Regions from separate parts of the Mus musculus genome. Here region 1 is linked to region 2. A link is a loop called in an ENCODE intact Hi-C map of the cell type or tissue named here. Cell type or tissue: left cerebral cortex. All regions are shown on one strand. Each heading gives the region's core, and the rest is flanking DNA. Links, peaks and the distances in the headings are about the cores only. Region 1 overlaps Rnf220 (ring finger protein 220). Region 2 overlaps Rnf220 (ring finger protein 220).

Region 1 (5,378 bases), core at 302-5,301, 95 kb before region 2:
ATTCAATTTATTTTTAATTTGAACAATTTATTATTTTATGCATATGAGTGTCTGGTCTGCATCTATGTATGTGCACTGCATGTGTAACTGGTGCCAAAAGAGCATAAGATTGCCTGGGACTTGAGTCATTGATGGTTGTGAGCTACCATGTAGGTGTTGGGAACTGCTTCTGGGTCCTCTGCAAGAACAATGAGTGCTCTAAACCACTCAGCCATCTCTCCAGCCTCAGGGTGATTTATTTGTGTGTGGTATTTGCATGTGTGCACACACCTATGAAGGCCAGAAGCAGACACTGGACATCTTCTCTCTATTTCTTGCTAACTTATTTGAAGACAGAGTCTCTCACTGAACCCAGGAGTCACCAATTCAGCGAGCCTGGTTGGTCAGCAAGCCTCAGGGATCCCACAGTCTCATTGCAAGGTGCACTGCCCGGCCCAGCCTATAAACATGATTCTGAGTGGTGGCACCGTATTTCACTAGGTACGTACATTACAAATTATCTAACCATTGCACTGGTATAAACATTTAGGCTGTTGGCAGATTGTTCCAGCTATAAATAATACTAAAATTATTACCTTTATGCATAAGCTTTGACTACATACCAATTATTGCTTTTAAAATAAAGTCTAGCAATAAAATTACTAAAATAAAGGATAGATATTTTAAACCTTTTGTGACATGTTATAAAACTGTTTTTATAAAGGTTTTAATGAATGTGTGCTTTTCACCAACAGGAGATAAGAATACCTGTCTAACTCTACCTTGATTAGCATTAAATTTTATGATTTAAGAAATTATCAATTGATACCCGGGTATGTTGGTGCATGGCTTTAATCCCAGTACTCAAGAGGAAGAGGCAAGTAAATCTCTGTGAGTTCGAGGCCAGCCTGGTCTACAAAGTAAGATCCTGGACTGCCAGGATGTTACACAGAGAAAACTTGTCTCAAACAAACAAACAAACAAACAAACCAAATCAAACCAAACAAGAGAAGAGAGATGGATCCACAGTTAAGAGCAGAGAACCAGGTTCCGTTTCCAGCACCCACATAGTGGCACACAGCAATGGTGGCCCACAACTGTGTGTAGCTCTACTTTCAGGGAACCCCATGTCCTCCTTCTTCTGGCCTATTTGGACAGTGCATGCATACTGTGCACTCATACACATAAAATAAAATTAAAATTGAAATAAATACAACAACAACAACAAAAGAATCTGTTTGTGCATGCTTGCCTTTAATCCCAGCACCAGGAAGGCCAAGATGCACACAAGTCTCCGAGTTTGAGGTCAGTTGGTCTACACAGAGTTCCAGGCCAGCCAGAGCTACGTAGTGAGACCTGCCTCAAAAACAAAAACAAGGGGGCTGGAGAGATGGCTCAGTGGTTAAGAGCACTGACTGCTCTTCCAGAGGTCCAGAGTTCAATTCCCAGCAACCACATGGTGGCTCACAACCATCTGTAATGGGATGAGATGGCCTCTTCTGGTGTATCCGAAGATAGCAACAGTGTAGTCACATAAAATAAATAAATAAATCTTTAAAAAAAATTATCAATTAGTATAGACAAATACTAACTCACGTATTTAATTCATATTACCTATATTAATTTGAAGATTTCATATTTCTTTTACCAACTACCTACTCTTTTTTTGTTTTGTTTTGTTTGTTTGTTTGTCTTGTTGTTGTTGTTGTTGTTTCGAGACAGGGTTTCTCTGTATAGCCCTGGCTGTCCTGGAACTAACTCTGTAGACCAGGCTGGCCTCGAACTCAGAAATCTGCCAGCCTCTGCCTCCCGAGTGCTGGGATTAAAGGCGTGTGCCACTACTGCCTGGCACCTACTCACATCTTAATTTCACTTTAGCTTTCTTATTGATTTGTAAGAAATTTTTACATATTAAGAATGTCAAATGTTTGTCAATGTTTACCACAAATCCTTCACAGGTGATATCTGCCTTCATTTTTTGCTAGTGTGGTTGTCCTTCACTGTTTTACAGATGGCTTTACACTTTGAATTTAACCTTTTAAAACATGTATCTTGGGTTGGCCTTAAATTTATTATTTCACTGAAGATGACCATCTGACCCTCCTGCCTCCACTTCCCAAGTACTGGGATTGCAGGCATGGACCACAATACTCAGTTTATGGGGTGATGAGGACTGCACCCAGCTCTAGGCTAATATCGGGCAAGTACACTGCAAGTGAGCTGTATCCCAGCCCCACACACTTAGCTTTTTAATGCATCTGGAATTTATCTTGATATGAGATTTAAGGAAAGAGACTGTCTTTTTCTCAGTCTCCCTAGATTTTGTTTTATTTTTAGGTTTAAAAAAGAAAAGAGGAAATAAAGGGGAATAAAAGGGAACATTTAGGTGGGGCCAGGTTTCTGCTTATCAGTTTGACGGATGCCATCCAGAGATCTTTGAAGTTACAGACTTGGAGAAACACAGGGATGCTCTGATCATGCTGAGTCCTGGTTGCTCGGCAAGGACGAGAGAGAGAGAGAGAGAGAGAGAGAGAGAGAGAGAGAGAGAGTGAGTTGGCCTGAAGCTCCGGAACCACAGGCACAGATAAGTTCTCCCAGGGTGGACACTGAGAAGCGAGCCTGCCGGCAGATGGCGACAACCCTGGAGGGGACACCACATGGAAGCCAAGTGAAAAGGATGTGAGGGAGCCCAAGTCAGAACCAGAAAAGCTGAGGGAAAAGGGGGTCTGGAGAGCAGATGGATGAGCACACTGCCAGTCAAGTCAGCAAGACAGAACGCAAGCTATGCCGGGCCAAGCGGAATGGGAGGTTGGGGAAACTGAGGCACGGTACGACTGCCTTTGAGCAATACTGTCCGTAAAGTGGAAGAACAAGATGGCGGAAGTAGGAGGCTAAGACAGCAAGGAAGGCCTGAGGCACCTGAGCACAGCTGGCAAGAGGGCAGTTACAAACAGGGGGGTCAAGGAGTGGTGGGCAGCTAGGGTGTGCCTCAGACCTAGAGGTACTGCACAGTGTAAGTACAAGGCTCAAGTCTGAGCTCTGGCACAGGAAGAAAAGCAAAGGCATGAAGGATGGGTGGAAGGGTCATAGCTGTCCAGGCTACAAGTCACTGAAAACTATTGCCAGAGTCAAGGGGAGGGGGATGGGGGGGCAATGACCCCTTTTGACCTTTAGTTCACTTTGAGATCCAGGAAATGAATTTGTCCACAAAGAATGAGGTCAACAGGGGCAAGAAAGTTAAGACTGTTGTTATTGTTATAATAATAATTATTATTACTAAGAGAGAAAGGGCTAAAACTGCTGTTAGAGAAAGTGAAAAACTCAACACAATAGGTGAGAAGCATTCTAGGTCCAGCTGGCGTTGACACCATTGGATGGAGATGCAGCTTCTTAAGCGAGCGAGCATCCCAGGCCATGATAAAAAAAAAAAGCAAAGGCTTCCATGGACCTGGGATCTGAGGGATGAAAAGAGGTGGAACAGAAAGGCAGAAGGGCAAGGCAATTGCATGAAGATGTTCCTTAAAGAGATTGATCAAAGGGCCAAGGTTGGGTAGGAGAGGAAGCGAGGCTAGGAGGAGAATGAGGGGCTTGTTAAATTAGGAACGGTCCAGGGATTGAAGGTCTAGGTGAGGTTACTACGCAGAGCGAGTGGGTGTGAGGGGGTAGGAGGAGGCAAGGCTAGAAGGTTCTGGCTGAAGGCAGGCATTTCTGAATTCAGGGTTTCTAAGGTGGAGGCATTTCATGGAAGACTTCCAGCAAGGGGGTGGGGCTGTGTCTCCGTGGTCCTCTGCTGAAGATGAGTGGCCCCAGAGCAGAAGATCTCAGGCGGTCCAGCTGGGTGTTGGTATTACCTTCATGGAGATTTGTATAACAGAAAGGAGATAGAAGATGGGAGAAGGGAGCGGCAGGACACCAGAGCAAGCGGCCATGTTCATGCTGAACAGAGAGATGCCATCAGTGGATGACACAGCAAGAAGGTGGAGAGGGTCTTTTCGAAGCGATTCACAAGAGCAGCTTGCACGCCAGGGTCAAAGGACAGAGACTTCAGCAGAGGTGACTTCTTAGGGCACTAGTGGCATGCACAGGTACAGGACACTGTCGGGCCAGCCAGGGAGGGGCAGGGGTTTCAAGGCTGTGCTAGCTCGTCTCATTTGTTTGTTGGTTCAATCAGCCTTTCATTCCAGAAGGATCTGACCCACCGTCTGCTGCCCCCTGAGCCCCCCGCTCGGTGTGCTGGATGCGGCTTCCAGAGGCTTGCACCAGGCCTGCAGTCTCTCCCCCCTTTTGCCAAAGGTGCTCCACTCTCTCTCAGCAAGTCCCCCACACCAAAGTCCTGTCACCAAAGCCAGGCAGGCCCTGACACCGGCTGATGGCCAGTAGGGGATCTTCTTGTTACAGCTTTTTCCCCAGAGATAAATAGGCCACAGTAAAAAGGATTGCTACATCCTTTCAATAAAGATTTTTTTTTTCTTTTCCAGACAGCTTGAGAAATGTTTTAAAAGCTTCTCACATTTCCAGCGAAACCCACAGAGAAGAATTTTGCTTGTTATCAGCCCTGGAAGCCTCTGATAGACGGGTGACATTTTTTTCCCTTTTTCTTTCTCTTTTTCTCTTTTCCTTTTTTTTTTTCTCCAGCTGAAGAGAGTCACAGTGTGTTTTATAACTGGCTCTCTGCATTTCAAAAGCTCAACGAGGGCTCTCTGCTAACCCCGATAAGCCTTGGGCTCTTAGCGTCTTAAATACCTCTGACAAGCTATACATTACAGCGCTAATAATTTGCCAAATTTGCGCCCATAATATGATATCTGTAAAACGTCAAGGGCAGTAATGCGATTAGCGGTCTCAAATGAAATATCGAACATTCAGCGTTTAGGTCCTGAATAGGGGGAGAAAGGAAAGGAAATCAATTTCAAAAGCAGGAGGGAAAAAGGCGATAAGCGTGTAATAAAAATAGAGAGAGACAGAGGAGGGTTGCGGAGGAAGAGATGGCCGAGCAAGACATGGGAAGACATATGCCCGACCTGCAGTCATTTTTTTTAGGCAGGTAAGAGGTGTAAAAAACTTTTACAAATTAGTTCAAATATAAAGCTGAGAAATAACATTTGGTCACCACGGCAACCAGGGATAGGTGGCAGGGAGTGTGTGGGGGCTGGGAACTGAGGAAGAGGCTGGCCCAGCCTAGGGACCAGCCCTTCACTCTGCCCCCAACAGCCTGCTTCCATAAAACACAGGAAGTTGAATTACAAGGAGACCGAGGGTGGGCTCTCACCCTGCCCCCACCCACCCGAGGTGGGAGAGTCGTAATGGACTAATTATCTGGCCAGTAGAGAGGGGGTGGGGTGGGGTGGACGGCAGTTCGCGGGAGAGAGGGCCCCGGCTGTCACATACCAAGCTCTAGA
Region 2 (5,378 bases), core at 228-5,227:
CCCAGCTTTTATTCCCTCTAACAGGTATTTATTATGCAAGGCTGCTCTGACTTGATTTAAATCAAACTCCAAAAAAAAAAAAAAAAAAAAAAAAGCAAGGTCAAATGAGAGTAATACAGGATTAGCTGGCACCTAAATGAGAATCATATACCTGAAAATAAAGCAGAGGCCTTTCTGGGGCTGCTCCTGCTCGCCCTCACCCCACCCCCAGCTCTGTCCCTGCTGCTCTGAGATAGATGCAAAGCTATCAGTCTCAGCCACAAATGGATGTCAGTAGGGAAAGACAGTTCTCATGAGGTGAGCCACAGAAGGCTTACTGAGTTTGCTGTCTCTTGACACCGTACTACAGGGTCCTGTCATCCGGCCCCCCACTTCAGTTCCACACTGACCATGGAACATCGGAAAGGCCAGACGGTTCTATGTGTCTACATAGCTCCCAAATTGCTCCATTACTTCCAGCTTCAACCAGAATCTAGACAAAAACTTTTAAACACACACCCAAAGGAGATAGGTGTAGAACCTGGGTCTCTGAGCACCATACTGTGGGAATGCATATGGAAAGAAGACACTCCACTCTTGAGTTCCCAGAAGGTTAGGAGGAAAAAAGTAAAATCTCAATTATTTTTATGTTATGGGAGTGTTTTACTACCCCCAAGTAATCAGTAAAATAAGTCTGTGTCTGAAGAAAAGATTTCACATATTTCCTGAAAAAAATCTCCCCACCTTTATGGTCATCAAGTGCAAGGCCTAAGTGAGGCCTCCTTCTTGACTTGAGCCTGCATATCTTTAGAATTAGTGTGGTCTTATAGCGCATGCATAGCATGCTAATGGGAACTTCAAAGTCTAGATTGTACCTAGATCCATATATTTGACCTTATCTAAAATGTACAAGCCCTTTGATATGCTTGTCACCACTGCAAGAAACACATACACACACACACACACACACACACACACACACACACACAGAGCCCTCACCTTCCTAATACCAAAACTAAAATGTATTTATTTAAAAAAATAAGTTTAGTCCATTGGGTAAGGCTGGAATGGGATAAATTCCTGCTATTTATCCAGCCTCTACCAGGGTTATCCACTCCATATCCTTAACCTGGAAAAAGTATAATAAACTTCTACTCATTTATCTACTTTAAATTATTATTATTATTATTATTATTATTTTATAGACCAGGCTGGACTTGAACTCACAGAGATCCACCTGCCTCTGCCTCCCTAGGGTTGAGATTAAAGCCAAGCATCATCTTGCCTGACATAAAGTTCTTGCAGAAAAATTTTCTCTTTCCTCCAAAGAGATATTTATCAATCCCCCACCCAGAGCACACACTTTGAAGATAAAAACACGCTCTGTTCAGTCACAAATGCACAACTGAAGTGACACTTTTAAAATTTGTAAGGCACGTTGGCAGCTGAAGAGCAATACATTATCCAGAAGTTTGCAGCTGATCTTTAAGAGGGATAAAAATGGTGCTGAGAACGATTGCAGCGCGTGGGAATATTCAACTCCAAAAATTATGGTTATTTTGGTGTTAAAATTGTGTGGGTTTTATGATGACATGTATCATCACCCCAAATCCCAAGTATTTATAACGAGTAATGCCAACGTGTGGTCTGATATTTATTAACCTAATGCATGTGGTTTATGGGTTAAAACCAAGAAAAAAAATTAAAAATTTCAATTCGATTAAATGAATTAACACTTTCAATCTGGAGTATTCACAGATGTTACATTTTATCTTGTGCTAATATTTATTGAGCCGATGGTGGTGGTTAGTAAAGGGTTAAAAATTTTTTTTAAAAATAAAGATATAATTTTATTTTTCAGTTCTCTTCTAAAGAGGATAGAGGGCAAAGAGCAACTTTGGATTCGGTGTGAGGTTTTGTTTTCTTTGTGAGGTTTTTGTTTTGTTTTCAAACAACAAAAAAGGCGGGGGTGGAGGAGTCTACCAAATAATCAACCTGGGGCCGCTGACCGGAAGGCAGTTCCGGACAACTTCCCGTGGGAAGAGTTCCAGAAATTGCCCTGACTTTAAGGAGTCCCGCTGTGCTGGCTGCGAGCCTCCCAGCGTTTTAGGCGACCGCGGCTGCCTCGCCCAAATACCAGCAATCCTGCAGATTCACCAAGCCCGGACTTGGGAAACACTCCCGGAATATTTTACAGATTCGAAAAGCAAAATTAAGGCGGGAAATTATTTTTGAAACCGAAAGGAGAAGCCTCAAAGCTGTACTACCCAAAGAAAAGCTGGGTTCACATGCCTGTGCACAATCCATCTAGGGTCCCCCACGTCCTCGGCCCCCTCCTGGTTCAGTGCACACCCCACTCCATGGCCACTCGCACGCGCGCGCGGAGTTCCAACCACTCCCTGCACCCGCCTGCACATCTCGCCCGGTCGCTATCATTGCCAAAGAACTGGGTTCTTAGAGCGTCGTGGGCGCGTGGGGACGTGGAGTGCGGGGGTAGGGTGTCGCACGGACCTTCCCCGCACCCTAGAGGCCGCGCGCGGACTTCTCCTGAAGAGCGATGGCGAGGTCATCCGCATCCCTAAAGCGCTTGTGGAACCACCTGGCCACAGGCGCTGCCCATTGGGTGGCCCGGCCTGTGCGCGCGTCCCCGCGCCCTCCCCCACGGTCAATTACCAGCCACCTCGATGCGGGCAGCCAGGCGCTGGCTGGCGGCCGCGAGGAAACGGCAGCCCGGATCGCTTCTGCATGACAATTGACTCTAGGGAGGGCGCTCGGCTAGGAGGGAGGACAGCCCCAGGTCCGCGTCTCACCATGGTGATGAGGCATTCCCTCCGTGAGAGGCGACCGCGGGCGAGGGCCGGGGAGAGCGGCCGCCAGAGCCAGCCCGGGTGCCGGGCGAGCGGCGCGCAGAGCAGAGCCAAGCCAGGCCAGATGGCTCTGTAGCCATCGGGGACTGCTCCGGTTCAGCCCGGCCCCACTTTAGCTGTGCAAACATTTCTTTATCCCAACAAGACAATTAAACCCAGCAGCATGAAAGGGAGTATCCGTGACTGTGTTGGGAGTGAACAAACGGTAACAACCACACACATCACAGGAGTTCTTGCCCCGCGGGAGAAGGGGGTGGGAGGAGAACCCAAAGCAGCTGAGCGCATCACAGGGCTAGATCTGGGCAGGCAGAACCCAGGCAGTCAAGATACAGGCAACCCTCTGACCCCTCTTTCTGGTCAGTGGCTGACCCTTCACACTGGTCATCTGCTCCAGCTGCAGTCCAGAGGTGGAGCCTGGGAACTAATGTTCCCGGCCCACACCAATCCCAGAGCCTTTGGAAAGTATCCGCTTTATCTCGCCTCTATGATGTCAGCTGGCTTTCCAAGCTGCTTTTGGCCTAAGTGGGCTAGGCTGATTGATAAGGTCTTCCATGGCACGTGCCTTTATAAAGGCAAATCTAGAGTGCAGAATACCATCTCCAATCCGGGCTTTTGGGACCTGGGGCTGGCTGACTTTCCAAATATATCAAAGATGAGCATCAAGCAAGACAGGAGCTTCTGGAAGATCTCAAGTTCCCCCGGCCACAGGGAAGACTAAGGGGAGAAGACCAAGGGTAAACACTAATGGGCGCCCCTTCCCGGGGTAAACCAGAAGGCAAAGCCAGCCACAGCTCCACATGGACAGTTCTGATTTCTCTCAGGCCTCCAGTAGCTTGTATGCTAACCAACTCCAATTTGGGGTTAGATAAGAAGGCCAGTCAAAGACAAGTCAGGCAGGGATCTGGGCACAGGGATGGCCTGAAGAAAGCCACCAGGAGAGGCACATGTCAGGCCCCAGAGTACACACTGAGAGAGTAATAAATGTAGGGATTCTACCACCAGGCAGCACGTAAGGACTTACCTTCTCTTTTGCTGTAAAGTTTCCTTAATGAGGAATGTTTATTTTAAAGGCCCTGGGAAACACATCTATAGACACTTCATATGTAACGCACAACATGGGCTATTCGTAATTGGCCCATAAATTTTAGCGTCATTTCCCTGGACAAGGAGCCTTGGGGACTGGTTCAGGGAATGACAATAAATGGGAGTTACCTCAGTCTCCTTCCTGGGGAATTTTGCATCCTTCACGAACAGCTTCTCACAAAACCACGTCTCCCATTTTCCAGGACAAGTAAGTCGGTCCTGCAGCGCACAGGCCTCCTTGCTCCACAGGGCCCAACACCTACCTTGGGGTCACCTGCAAACCCAGGTGGGTGGACAGACAAGCAACAGGAAGTACCCGCTAAAAGAAAGGACACCACCCAAACGGCTATACTTGGGTCTGTTGGTTTTTTTCCTACGCACATTTAATCACAAAAGAAACCCTGCCTATCAGCACAGCAGTTAAGGGCTGAACACGTGTGCATTACAGCATGTCTGCAGGCTTTGAAAGGCATGTGGACATATCTGCATATGGAGGCAAACCAAGAGCAGGGGGTGGCTGCCACAGTAAAAACTGTCAGTGTTTCCATTATAAAAACTGATTTCCAGCAACCTAAAATGCAGTCCGAAAACTTCTCCACCCGGTAAGGAAACTGCACACCCATGCTCACCCCACCCCACCTACCAACCAAACTATACATTCTAGGAAGCCACGTTCCCGCTTAGCACTTGTACTATTATATTTAATTAAGACTTAAAAAAACATTCTATGAAAAAAATTGTCTGACAGAACTGAAAAAAAAAAGCCAACCATATCAGAAATTAATTCTAAATTTTAATAATTACAAGTCTAAAATATACATGACTCAATTTGGCAATGTGAGCACATGCAAACATCCTGTGCCGATGCCCCTCTGAACAGTTGCTCTCCACTCTTCTGGCTTCCCAACCCCCACTGCTGCCCCATCTGCCCCTAGCTCTCGCTCCCTTTGGAAGCAGTCTTGTATACTGTCACTCGATTATCTGAGAAATATTACTTATTTCAAAACGGTTCTGTAGGGAGGACCCGAAAGGCATCTAGTGGGGATAATCAGGCCTCCTAACGGCCCTTAAATATGTATTTACATAAAACAGACCATAAATATTCTGAGACACGCCGGGTGTATGACAGGAGCCAAGAAAGCTGCCACTGACTTTTTCACGGTGCTCTTCTAGGCTTCCTTGAAGAAAACGTCTCTCCTTCCTTCCAAAAGCTCAGAATCAAAAGCATAGGTGTCGGCCACCTGCATAGCCTCTGCCCCTGCACAGGCAGCAGCTATAATACCTAAGGCAAGGAAGGGGAAGGGAGCACGGATCCAGGGCCACCACTGGGGGACAGTCTCCTCTTCACTTGGTGCCTTTGTTTCTGGCTAAAGATTAGTCCTAAATACAACCCTGATAATCTGGGTGCGCAAAGGATCCTGTACTCCCAGACCTTCCTACAAGCTTGGG

The links. Peaks named below come from ENCODE experiments on the same cell type or tissue, not always from the same donor. Only the 100,000 strongest peaks of a DNase experiment are listed, where the experiment ranks them.
Region 1: a loop joins it to region 2, with 2.0 times the contacts of the local background. A loop is called at or near these places in 1 of 42 quality-filtered maps.

The regions. Positions count from the first base shown.
Region 1 is chr4:117,386,888-117,392,265 of GRCm38, forward strand. All of the region lies in intron 2 of Rnf220 (ring finger protein 220), which reads right to left. Among named protein-coding and RNA genes, the nearest start is that of Gm12828, 54 kb to the right of the region's middle. In left cerebral cortex, for the core only: a CTCF peak has its summit at 2,599 (motif pointing right); no DNase peak of the experiment used is centred there; H3K27ac peaks cover 333 bases.
Region 2 is chr4:117,482,076-117,487,453 of GRCm38, forward strand. The region is part of intron 2 of Rnf220 (ring finger protein 220); the gene reads right to left. Among named protein-coding and RNA genes, the nearest start is that of Gm12827, 11 kb to the right of the region's middle. In left cerebral cortex, for the core only: no CTCF peak of the experiment used is centred there; DNase peaks (open chromatin) are centred at 2,206 and 2,778; H3K4me3 peaks cover 1,183 bases; H3K27ac peaks cover 501 bases.